Regions from separate parts of the Mus musculus genome. Here region 2 is linked to region 1. A link is a contact called in ENCODE Hi-C or POLR2A ChIA-PET data. All regions are on one chromosome and are shown on one strand. The core of a region is the stretch at or near the end of the contact, and the rest is flanking DNA. Distances in the headings are between cores, read along the strand shown.

The links. A loop is a pair of places that touch in the nucleus more often than their neighbours do. ChIA-PET counts read pairs that join two places held with the same protein, here RNA polymerase II (POLR2A).
Region 2: a map of left cerebral cortex shows a loop between it and region 1 (7-fold over the local background). The contact joins the promoter of Ipo7 here to the promoter of Zfp143 in region 1. A Hi-C loop is called at or near these places in 6 of 37 maps with a recorded cell type or tissue (gastrocnemius, heart and left cerebral cortex). POLR2A ChIA-PET finds 5 or more read pairs at or near these places in 4 of 5 experiments (Patski and embryonic stem cell).

Annotation. Positions count from the first base shown.
Region 1 is chr7:110,058,228-110,064,901 of GRCm38, reverse strand. Zfp143 (zinc finger protein 143) reads right to left here and starts at 3,191. Exons shown (of 16, transcript NM_001374618.1): 1 at 3,127-3,191.
Region 2 is chr7:110,014,109-110,020,676 of GRCm38, reverse strand. Ipo7 (importin 7) reads right to left here and starts at 2,362. Exons shown (of 25, transcript NM_181517.5): 1 at 2,169-2,362. The coding sequence starts at 2,252.

The DNA of each region.
Region 1 (6,674 bases), core at 1,942-4,441:
TTTCTTTCTTTCTTTCTTTCTTTCTTTCTTTCTTTCTTTCTTTCTTTCTTTCTTTCTTTCTTTCCTTCCTTCCTTCCTTCCTTCCTTCCTTCCTTCCTTCCTTCCTTCCTTCCTTCCTTCCTTCCTTCCTTCTTTTGGTTTTTCGAGACAGGGTTTCTCTGTGTAGCCCTGGCTGTCCTGGAACTCACTCTGTAGACCAGGCTGGCCTCGAACTCAGAAATCCGCCTGCCTCTGCCTCGAGAGTGCTGGGATTACAGGCGTGGGCCACCACCACCAGGGTGTGGACACACTTTTAAATAGGGAAAAGATACAAACATTTCTCCAAAGATTGACAAAAAATAAACAGACAAATGCACAACAAGTGATTCATTTCACTAGCAATCAGAGAAGTGCAAACAAAACCCACAAGAGATGCTGCCACTCATTCTCAATAGGATGTCTATGGTAATATAGATGCCCTTGTGTGGGGTGAGACGAGGACTGTGAGACAAGTAGCTAAGTTTAAGAACAGCCTGGACGACATAACACAACCCTGCCTCAAACAGAACGGAACAAAACAGAGGACTAGGAAGAACTGGCAAAGGCGGCATAATCCCAGCACTTGGGAGGCAGAGGCAGGAGGATCTCAGTGAGCTCAAGCCCAGCCTGGTCTACAAAGCAGGACAGTGAGGACTAAACAGAGGTACCGTCCTTCAAAATAATAAGTAAATAAAAATAAATGAACATTACAAAGGCATGAAGAAATTAGAAATTATGAAACCCAGACTGGCCTTGAACCTCTAGCAATCATCATTCTATTACCCATGTGCTGGGATTACAGGTGGGCGCCCGGCCCCGGCTGTGAACACAGCTCCATTAGGGCATTACACCTGAGACAGAAACCCTGTCTAGAGGATCCAGACAATGACTTATGAGTAAAGGTGCTTCCTGCCAAGCCTGCTAAGACTCAACTCCCTGAGCAGGGCGTGGTGGCACACGCCTTTAATTCCAGCACTCGAAAGGCAGAGGCAGGCGGATTTCTGAGTTCGAGGCCAGCCAGCTCTGGTCTACAGAGTGAGTTCCAAGACAGCCATGACTACACAGAGAAACCCTGTCTCAACAAAACAAAACAAAACAAAACAACAACAAGACTTAACTCCCTGAGCCCCACATGGTGGAAAGAGACAACGCACTTCAGCTAGTTGTCCTCTGAACTCTGTACATACACTATGGCACAAACACACCAAGAAAATGAAAAAAAAAATGTAAATTTAGGTAGCTGGAGAGATGGCTCTGTGGTTAAAAATCACTGGTTGCTATTCTAGATGACCTGGGTTTGGTTCCCAGCACCAACATGATGGCTCACAATCAATCACTATAACTCCAGTTCCAGGGGACCTGACCCCTTCTTCTGGCCTCCCTGGGCACCAGGCCAAGTATTTTCTTGTTTAGTTGTTTGTTTGTTTGTTTTCATTATGAGACAAGGTTTTTCTGTGTATTCCTGCCTGGCTATCTAGAAATTCCATCTGTAGATTCACCTGCCTCCAGAGTGCTGGGATTATAAAGGCATGTACTAGCTCTATAGGCTTATTTTTCCCATTCCTGAGACAACCTCCAGTGTGACTGACTGCTGGCCTCCAATTAAGTACACAGCCAAAAATGACTCTGAACTGATCTTCCTGTCTCTACTCCCAAGTATGTATAGGTATACATTAGCATGGTGAGTTAATTTGCAGTCTTTAGGCCCGAATTTAAGGCCTTGTACCTGGTAGGTAAGCATTCCCCCACTCGCTATATCCTCAACCTGCTCTTCTCGTAGGATAGGGCCTTACTCCTAGGTAACTCAGGTTGGCCATAAACTCAATCTGTAGTGGAGGCAGGCCTTGAATTTGAAATTTCTCCTATTTTTGCCTTGATAGCTTAGATTTCAAAGTTGAACTACCAGACTTAGTTTGGACTATTTTAGGTGAATTTGAACGTGTGTATATTCTATCAAAAAGCTGTTATTAGTATACTTGAGATCAGGAACTCAGTGTGTAGCTAGCTGTAAATCTGTAATAAAGAGTAGTCTTGAAATCCTCTTGCCTCAGACTCCGATTGCTGGAATTATAGACAGAGACACCATGCCCAGATAAAACAAACCAAAATAAACAAAGGGGAAGAGTATTTGTAGAGTCGATTGACTCATCTCCAAATACTCAAAATGTCAGGGTAAGATTTATGCTTATTGTTTTGTGATCTTTACATTTCACAATGAATTTACTATATACTTAGAATGAAGAAAGTGTTAAAATGTTACACAAGTTTTTGCCGAATAGGGCTGAACGCATCTTTCCTAGTAAAATTTAGGACCAAACTGAACACAATCTGAAACGTGCAATTTCTCACATTCCCAACGGAATATGCCAGATGATTTGAATATTTCAAAAGGGAAGGCAGAACTTGATTCTAAACAAACAGATGGGCAGTGGTATTCATTTCTACTTATTGAAACATCGTTTAATGAAAGGGAGAAAGTAAAAAATGAGTGAACGAAAGTCCCATTATAAAACATTCCAAGAGACTATTTTTGAATATTCGATGTTAGGCCTCACAGACTTTTGAAGAAAAAAATTGTGAAAACGAATAAATGTGCCTACGATCAGAATAGGAAGAAACCCGGGGGCGATATGCAGGCGTGTCCCCAGCCGCGGGCCCCGCGCCCCTGCTGGGGCCTGCTGAGAACCGAGGCCCGGAGGCCCAGTCCGACCGGCTTCCACACCGAGCGAGCGCCCAGGGACTCGCTCCGCGCGAAGGTCAGGTCGAGCTGAGCCTCCCGGCTCCCGAGAGCTCCACCCTCCCCTCCTGCTCTCCCTCCCCTCAGCGGCCCCCTAAGGGGACAGGCGGGGCGCTGGGTGAAGGGGGGTGGGGTGGCGTCCTCAGAGGGAAAGGCTCCGCCGCCCTAGAGTGGCGGCCTCGGGTTATTAATAAACTCCGATTCTGCCCGGGCTGCGCTACGAAGGCGGCCGTAGGATCGGCCAGGCCTGAGGACCAGCATAAGCAGCTGGAGGGAGAGCCGGGGCCCGAGTGGGCCCGCGCCGCCGCACTGAGGGCGGCGGCCGGGCGGAGAATAATGCACACTGGGTAAAAACACATTTATATACGAACCTCCGAGAAAATTTTCCAACAATTCCTTCGTCCGACCACCATGCACCAGGACAGGAAACAGCCGCCCGGCCCCCAAGCCCCGCAACCCGCATAGCAATTCTGAGTCCCGCCCCTACCCTCCATTGGGCTGTCTTTACGTCACTCACTGGAAGACTCTTGCTCTCGATTGGTCTAGATTTAGCTGACGGGCAGGAAACCGCCACTAACTACGCCCACCTCACCTGCGTCATTGTTGCCTGACCTTCCTACCCGCTCATGAGTGGCTGGCGCCAGGTACGGAATCAAAGCTTCTGTGCCTGACTGGATGGCGAAACTGCTCATCGCGGACCACTCCGCCCCACGGACGAGTGAATTATGCCGATTCTGGGGCCCCAGCGGGAGGCGCCATTTTGTAGCAAGGGAGGGAGGTTCGTCCTTTTGATTGCCCGGGAGGGAAATAGGGTGATGGGCGCCATTTTCCCTACAGGGCTAATGTGGAACCCATGGAGCTCCCGGTGGCCCTGCCGGAGCGTGTATCGGAGGCCGGATGGGCCTTGCCTTTCTATTGCCGAGTGTTATTTCATTGGAAGGTTAGAGGAAGGCAGGAGGGCGGCCCGAACCTCCCACGCGCTCCCTAGGGGCTCTCGGAGTCGGCCGAGGCCTTCGCTTTGGGTCTCTGTGCCTAGCGCAGCTGATGCCGGAGACTGGGTTCGGAACCTGCCTGCCCTTCCCCAATCTCCGGGCATGACCATGCCATGGGAGGTTGAGCTTTCTGCTTCTGCGGAGATCCCGGCGGAGCCGAGCTTCCGCTGGGAGGCAAAGCGAATGCTCTTAGTGTGTCCGTGGACTTGTGGTCGCTCGGGTCCTTTGCATGCGCTTTCCCTGTTTTGTGAAACTGAAGGATGAAGAAAGCATCTGTTGGGCTCTTTAACCTATTGAGACATTAGTTGTGGCATGTGGTACGTTTTTTTTTTTTTTTAATCCTCTCGGCCCAACCCTTAAGCCATTTCCAATACAAGGCATTTCAGATAAGAGTGCAGTAGCCGCAGTACCAGGTGTATATTCCAATAAGATGAGGAGGTTGACCAGCATTAGCCGTCAGTCACTTGCATTTCAGGTGATGTCATTGATGAAGTCGAAAAATAGCCGGGAGAAACTTGAGTTTGTAACTAAATCTAGTCGGAACCTACAGTATTACCTTCTCTTGCCCTCACCCCATCTGAGACTTTAGTTTGCAGTATAGTTCAGTAGGCTATGAATTTAACCGGAGAGTATATCCCTAAGTGCTAAGAGTAGGCTGTATAGCCTATGCCACATAAGGCCCAATAAATCACAATTTTAAAATATTAATCTAACCAGGGCATAGTTACATAATCGGTACTCAAATGTCATTTGAAGGATCTCAGGACTTAGAATATACATCCTTTTATGGTTTTTGAGAGTGTGGCTGTCTGGCCTTGTATTTGCTATGTAGAGGGCAATTGATGACATGATCTTGACCTAATCCACCCACAACTCCTATCAAACCCTGGCAAGAAAGGTACATGACACCACTACTTTGTTTTGGTACTCTTGGACCTTTCTACCTCCACATGGCCAGTAATGGGATTATAGATAGGCATGTGCCACCATCTCTGGTTCTGAACAGTATTATTATTTTTTGCTTTTTTTTCCAGATGGGGTTTCTCTGTAGCCCTGGCTGTCCTGGAACTCACTCTGTAGACCAGGCTGGCCTTGAACTCAGAAATCCGCCTACCTCTGCCTCCTGAGTGCTGGGATTAAAGGCGTGCGCAAGCACTGCCCGGCCAGTATGAATATTGTTATGAACAATGGTTAAACATTCCTAGTGCAAATGCCACCACCATCTTGTTCATGGGTTTAATCCTCAAGGACACAAAACACTTGGACCCTTAAAAATTAGAATATGGGTCTCCAAGGTGAACAGCCTCTGGCATGTTGGAACAATGTAGCAGGAGATGTCAGAAAAGTTACCACAGGGATAACTGGCTTGTGGCGGCTTTTTGATCCTTCGATGTCGGCTCTTCCTATCGTTAAGCAGAATTCACCAAGCGTTGGATTGTTCACCCACTAATAAGGAACGTGAGCTGGGTGAGCTGAGTTTAGACCGTCGTGAGACAGATAAGGAGGTCGGCCAGTTCCTCCTGCCTTCTGCAAGAGGGTTCCCAGACTGCCCTTTGAGAATAAAATGGGAGGCCACAACCAAAGTCTTTTGGATAAAGCACCACCATGGACTATGCACTAGCACTAACCCGTTTGCCTGCCTTCCTTCCCAAGGCATAGATCTTACCCAGCATGGGAAAGATCCTCCCTCCCTCCCCCCTTCCACCATGCACTCAATAAAATAAAATGAATGAACGAAAAAAAAATTAGGGCATGACACTGGAATTTTAAAAAAGATTTTATTTAATGCTTCAGTGCTCTAACTGTATATACTGTATATATACAGCATGCCAGAAGAGGGCATCAGATCCTATTACCACCATGTGGTTGCTGGTTATTGAATTCAGGATCTCTGTAACCACTGTTATTTCTCCAACCACAGATGGCATTTTATGATCAAAACATTAAATCATTTTTAAGTTTAGTAAATCCTATACCTCAGGGTACTCAAGCTGTTAGGTGTTGTGATTTTATATATTCTATATATAGTAACCGTTTTAACATCACAAATGTCTCTAATTCTTTGTGAGCTTTGAAAGCATGAATATGTAGAACACTGATATGCTAGGCACATCTGTTTTTAAGATTGTTTTGGTAAGGTTAGGGTGGTACTAAGAGCCTTCCACTACTTGTGGATACCAGCCCATCAGTTTTGTGATTTGCTAGATTTTCTTGATTGCTTTTCAGGGCTAATGTTTGGACTCAAATCCAGCCTAATTCAGGCTATGAAAGCACTCTTGACACTGGAATTACAATTTTAAGGACTTATTAAGGCATAACACTTTTTAAAATGACTTCTTGCTACAAGCAGCTAAAGTCACATAACTACAACCCAGTGAATATGTAAAGCTAGTCTAATTTTTCAGATTCTACATTGTTTATCCTAAAATCAAGACACTGCTTAGCAATCTTTGGTCCACCTAGGTCATTTTGGGATAATACATGAGCTGAGAGGCCTAGGCCTTTTAAGTTAATTGCTCTATCAGGGCCATTTATTCTCTATTAATGATCACATTAATGTAGGGTTTCTTTCTCAGCTCATTGGCTGAAATAGTACCACAGGGATCACTACTGTTATTTTTGATTGGCTTTTCTTTTGAGACATGGCTTCTCTGATGCATAGCCCTGGCTATTGTAGAATTCATTCTGTAGACCCAGCTGGCTCCTAAGGCATTCAACTACCTGTGAAGGAGGGGACTAAAGGCATGTTGAAGGGTTTTTTGTTTTCTTTTTTTGGGTGTGTGTGGGAGCGTGGCATCATTTTGGTCCCTCTTTATATGCTCAAACAGAATAACCTTGTCAATTCCTTGGTAGGTGTGAAAAAAAGATTCTATCTGGATTACATGTAGATCAACTTGGAATACACTTGTGATAGATATATGCTTAGC
Region 2 (6,568 bases), core at 1,113-3,612, 43 kb after region 1:
CTTTGATTAATATTTTGATTATTCCATTATCTTTTAAAACATAAGTAGTTAATATTTTCTCTGTCTATATATTATACTGGTGCTCATAATTAGACATGCAAAACTGGATGTGCTGGTACATGGGCTAGGAAAGCTGAGACAGAAAGATTACCCAGGAATCTGAGGCCAGCTTGGGTTAAGGGGTAAAACCCTGTCCAAAAAACAAAACTAAGCAAAAAAACTAGGAATGCAGTAACTGTTCACAGAATTTCACATTTGAAGTAAACATTTACCCAATCTTTATGTAAAAGAAATCAATTCTTTTAAAAAACAAATTTAAGAGCCCTGTGTATTCATGACAGAAATACCTAGGACAAAACTTTCAGGTTTTCTAGTATCTGGAAAGGAAACAGTCTCACTCTGCAGCCCAGGCTGGCCTGAAACTCCTGAGCAATCTATCTTCCTGCCTCGCCTCAGCATTCATTGTGCTGGGATTATAGGTGTAACCACATGATACTTGTTTTTATTACATGTATTAATATTCCATAAGCAGAATAATATTCATTGTACAGAAAATCCATCTAAAACAGAACAATTGATCCATTAACTTCTTGTATGATTTAATTACATTTTAAAGAGACAGTTTGTTTCACTTTACCATTTTACATCCCAAAGTAAGCTCTTGCCTAGGTGACTTTGGATCTAAAAATTTCAGTATACTATGATCCTTCAGCATGGTCTCATTTACATATAAATGACCTTTTCATTGTGAAATAATTTATTTGAACTGTGGGTGGTCTTGGATAACTGTAAATTCCTTGAAGGCAGGGTTATCTTTACTGCATGGTAAACTTGAGATGCTCAATTAATAGTCTCCCTGATGTTTCCTCTAAGTCAATGCTTTAAGATTTCTTTTCTTTTCTTTTTTGTTTTTTAAGAGACAGGGTTTCTCTGTATAGTTCTGGCTGTCCTGGAACTCACTTTGTAGAGCAGGCTGGCCTGGAACTCAGAAATACTCCTGCCTCTTCCTCCCAAGCGCCGGGATTAAAGGCGTGCACCACCACCGCTCGGCTAAGATTTCTTTAAACAAGGGTTTCTTTTTGCATTAAAAAAAAAAAAAGATACTTATATGTGTGTATAAAGCGTGCATATACAATTTAGTATTTGTGTATATGCAGTATACATATATATGTATATGAACACACACACACCAAAACACTGAGACTCAAAGAGACCTTACAGAGGCCTTTTTATAAACCTATTAAATTCTTACTAATATATAAAATAGCCAAGTTCAGAAAAAAAGAACGCTGATGAAATCAGTACAATAGAATATCAATATAACAGTTTTCCAAGGGGCACTGCCCAAAACACGTGGAAGAGAAACCAACTCTCCACTAATGTTGCATATGAAAGCTCTATAGGCTCTAGATTATCTCACTTGACCATCACAGCAACCGTACGGCCTAATTTCATGAATGAGTACAACTCAGGATCTGGAGGTGAGACTTGCCCAAGGTCACTCACTCCAGAAATCATTGAGGCTGCTATACCTAGAAGGTCGCACTTTATCTGACCCGTTCCACTACATCATCCCGCCTCCCAACTGTGGTACTAGGACAGTACCAGAGCGGGGATCGCACAGTGTAACCCACACTACCCCTGCCCTACCAGATCTGAAATCTGTCCCTAGCACCTCGCCGGCGAGAAGAAAGTTGTACCGGACAGGCAGGTCACTGATCCGCCAAGAGCACACACAAGGCTGTCAGGCGCAGCCCCCAGTGGACTAGCTAGCCTCCCCAGGAACCCCGGCCGACCGGGCGCCGGAAAGACTGGTCTGGGACACATCTCTACACCCTCCCAGTTTGTCTCGCCCCCTCCCGAGAGCAAACTGGGAGACAGCCAGAGGGCGGCGGGCCACGGGAGCCGGCCATGTGTCCAGACCGTCACGCCCGCCTAGCTCGGCCGGCTCCACACGCCCAGACCCGGGCCAGAGGCCCACTCGGAAGCCGACCGAGTGGCGGCCTGGACGCCGCGTCCCCACAGTGGAGCCTGGCACGGCGGTCAGATCTCCGCCCAACCTCTCCAAATGGGCTCGTCGGAGCTGTGCTCCGCGTCTCCAGCCAGGCCTGGAAGTCTTGGCCTGCCGGCCCACAAGCCCGCAGCAGCCGCTAGCCGGCCGTCCTTACTTCATTGAGCTGGCGCTCAGCGGCCTCGCGCAGGGCTGGGTCCATGGTGCCCCGGAGGGCCTCGATGATGGTGTTGGGATCCATCGCCGCGCGGTCGGTCAGACCCGGGACACCGGTGCTACTGAGGCAGAAATAGCGCCACTCACTGCGCACATGGACCGGCCGCGCTCCGCAGCGGCAACCGGCGCGAAAGGAAAGAGAAGCGCCAAGGCCCCGGATAGAACCTTCTCGCCTCGGCGTGGAGGCGGGAGATGCTCCGGCCACTTCCTGTCAAGTCTCCGGCGGAGCACCCTGGGAAATGTAGTCCCCAAACGCGGACACGGCCCACGTGGCTGGCTCCCACTGTAGTCAGTGAAAGGGACAACGTTCAAACGCCACAAAGAGAAAAGTAAAATAGTTACAAAATTTTATATGATATCCCTAGAGAATCTCAAGAAGTGTGTGATGCAATACGTTGTTACTAACTGTATAATTAAAAGAAATTTCTGTTTTGTTTTTGTTTTGTTTTTTGGTTTTTTGAGACAGGGTTTCTCTGTATAGCTCTGGCTGTCCTGGAACTCACTTTGTAGACCAGGCTGGCCTCGAACTCAGAAATCCGCCTGCCTCTACCTCCCAAGTGCTGGGAGAGTGCTGGGATTAAAGATATGCGCCACCACGCCCAGCTCTGTTTTGTTTTTTGAGACAGGCTTTTGACCTGAACTTGTTGCAATACCACTGCCTGAGCCTCCCAGATGGAACTTTCTCAACAATGATTTGAGATGAGTTTCTAAATGCCATAAAAACTGCTCCACTTTGATTCATTAATCTCATTTTGTAAGACTTTATCCTATATATTGAAGTTGTGCCTTATTAATGAGTGTTCAAATCTCAGCTACGTCATTATATAAATTATTTCTAAATTCAGAATAAATGCATAATGTCCATTAAAACTCCCTGTGTATGGATATTTAAACCTCTAATTCAGTAGTTCTCATCTTGTGGGTCTGTGGATCGTGACCCCTTTGTTGAATATCAGCTATCCTCTGCATATCAGATATTTACAGTATAATTCATAGCAGTAGCAAAATTGCAGTTATAAAGTAGCAATGAAAATGCTACTATCATGGTTGGGAATCATCATAATATAAGTAACTATATTGAAGGATTGCAGCAGTGAAAATATTGAGAACTACTGTCATACATCTCAAATCATTTTACCTTTAGAAATCAAATCAATTTTCAATTAGAATCTAAGGGAAGCTATATACTGAGCTTCAGGCAGGCCTGAGCTACAATGTTTGAACCTGTCTCACAAAGGAGCAACAGGGAGCTGTAGAAATGACTCAGTGGTTAGGACCTTATGTTCTTGAAGAAAGCAGGAATTCAGTTCTCTGTGTACAACATACTGTCCTTAAATTTGTAATCCTGCTCCACCCCACAAGTGCTGTACTACCATACTTGATTATAAATTCTCATGAAATAAGAATATTTTGGCCGGGCGTGGTGGCGCATGCCTTTAATCCCAGCACTTGGAAGGCAGAGGCAGGTGAATTTCTGAGTTCGAGGCTAGCCTGGTCTACAGAGTGAGTTCCAGGACAGCCAGGGCTACACAGAGAAACCCTGTCTTGAAAAACCAAAAAAAAAAAAAAAAAAAAAAAGAATATTTTGATTTTTTGCTTTAAATTCCTGCACTTAGAAGGCAGAGGTAGTCAGAATTCTGTGAGTTTAAAAACCAACCTGCTATACATATCAAGTTCTGCCTGGCTGCATACCCTGTCTCAAAAAAACAAACAAACAAAAACAAAAAGACCCTCAAAACAAAACTGTATTTACTTCTTATGGTTCTAATGTGTGCAGTGGCTGAAGTGATGTCTTCTCAATTCTCAGATTACTCATTTTGTCCCCCTTGAAACTTTCTTGCTCCATCTGGTATTTTGTTTCTGTCAATGGTGTTTATTCTTCATAGTTTTGTTTTTGTTTCCAGACAGGGTCTGGAACCAAACTCAGACTCAGGCTGGTTCAAATTCATTATGTTACATGACTTGCCTTAAACCAGTGATCCTCCTGCCTATCCCTTCTAAGCATTGAGAAGGCCAGGTAATGATTAATTCCATGTTGGATATTGTACATGTTACATGTCTGAGTGAGTTGCCTTATCTCTCTTTATGAATAAATGCATTGTCCAGATGAGCAGGTGGATTGTTTACAGTTCAGTAAAATACTTCCAGGTTTGGTTTCATGGGGTTTTTTTTGTTTTGTTTTTGATTTTTGAGGTTTTTCTTTGTTTGTTGTTTTGTTGTGTTATTAATTTTTGAAGCCGGTTTGCACATAGACCATTCTGACCCTCCACCTATCCGTACTGATGAATGACCTATTTTCTGCCTTTATCTTCAGCGTGATGGGATTACAGGTGAATACTATTATGTAGTCAGAATGAGAAATGGCCACAAGAATCAGGCATTTGAACACTTGGCCCCCAGTTGGTGGCACTGTTTGGAGATTTTTATGAGGTGCAGCCTTGATGAAGAAAGTATGTCACTGGAGACAGGGATGGGGGCCTTGGGAGTTGTTTACAGTAAATAAACCCTACCTACCTGCAGTCTTTGTACCTGCTTGGTGCTCTAGAAATTGGGGGTGTGAGCAGCTTCCTTCTAGCTGTCATGCCTCTACTCTGCTATGAACAACAGCCAAAACAAAGGCTTCCTTCCTTACGTTGCCTTCCATTACAGCAACACAAAACTAAGGAATACAATCACAATCAGTTTATTTGATTCTGGGGATCAAAGTTTCTGCCTGCTAAACAAGCACTCTGCCAACTAAACTACATCCCCAGCCCCAACTGTTTTTTTAAAGATTCTTTTAAAAAATTACTTAAACAAACAATATACATGGAGCTGGAGTGAGGAGCAAGTTCACATACAGGAGTGCAAGTTCCCTCAGAATCCAGAGGTGTTGGAGCTCCTGGAGCAGGAATGACAGGCAGTTGTTAACCACCTGACATGAGTGCTGGGAACCAAACCCAGGTTCTCTGAAGAGCAGTACACACTCTTAACCATTGAGCCCTCTTCCTAGCCTTTATCTGTCTATCTATCTATCTATCTATCTATCTATCTATCTATCTAGGGTCTTGTGCTGGCTAGTCTTCTGTCAACTTGACACACAAACTAGAGTTATCTGAAAGGAGGTTGCCTCAGTTGAGAAAGTGCCTCTATAAGATCTAGCTGCAAGTGTAGAGAGCTCTTGGTGCCACTTCAAGGATTTTGGCAAGAATTTGACCTTGGGCTAGGACAAGAAAGTAGGCTCAATATCTTGATCATCTTGATAAGATCCTGAATATGATGGGGCCTTTGTTAATGCTGTGTTTGTTCTTTGTACCAGAATGATATAAAAGCAGACTTGGAAAAATGAAACCCATTTCAGCACTTGTTGGAGTCATACCATAATGTTGCCTGCTGGCAGCCTATATAAAGGACTTATAAAAAGGAAGTTAACTTGCTTTTTCCTTGGTTGCTACTGCTGGTAAATTCACTCTTTACTGGTATTAGTGCCTACTTCTTTGGGATTCCAGCGTATGCTGAAGAACAGCTGAGACCTGCAACCTCATGGACTTAACAACTACTGGATTCTTGGACCTTCCAGTTGTAGACAGCCATTGTTGGACTAGTTGGACCATAGCCTGTAAGCTACTTTAATAGCTCCTCTTCTTCTTCCCTCTGTCAAAGAGACACTGGAGTGGGGGGAAAGGGAGAGGGAGAGGGAGATGGAGAGGAGGAGGGAGAGAGAGAGGTTGAGTCATTCTATAAGTTCTGTTCCTCTAGAGTGTTGGGAGCCATTAAGACAACACAATTGTCCTGATCTCTGAATTGGGCCTCTCCCCCCCCCAGAAGAAAAGGGGGTCAAAAGAGGGCCACAGACACAACGATTCTGAGAACAACCACAGATTGTTCCAGCCCTAAATCATCTCCAATGTCCTGACCACACCCTGATACCACCAAGTTCCTGCTTCCCGGTGTAGCTGCCAAAAGAAAAAATTTCTATTGCCCCCCCACCTCACTGATAAGTACTTCTCCATTTGCTTGTATTGCCCCATCCCTCCCGCTGATAAGTACCTGTACTTCCCCTTTTGCTTGTGCATTTAAACCTTCGGCCTGGCTAATACATTGGGGTCTTGATGTAATTCAGAATGTTTCCGTGTCTTTATTCCCACAAGACCCTCCTCTCTCTCTACCCACCAATTTGATTCTTAGGAGAAGGTCCCTTTGAGACCCTCGAATAACTGGACCTGCTGGACGGGTCACTAGAGAAGCCTGACTGGGGCTGGTGAAATGGCTCAGCAGCTGAGAGCACTGACTACTCTTCAGAAGATCCTGAGTTCAAATCCCAGCAACCACATGGTGGCTTACAACCACCCATAAAGAGAT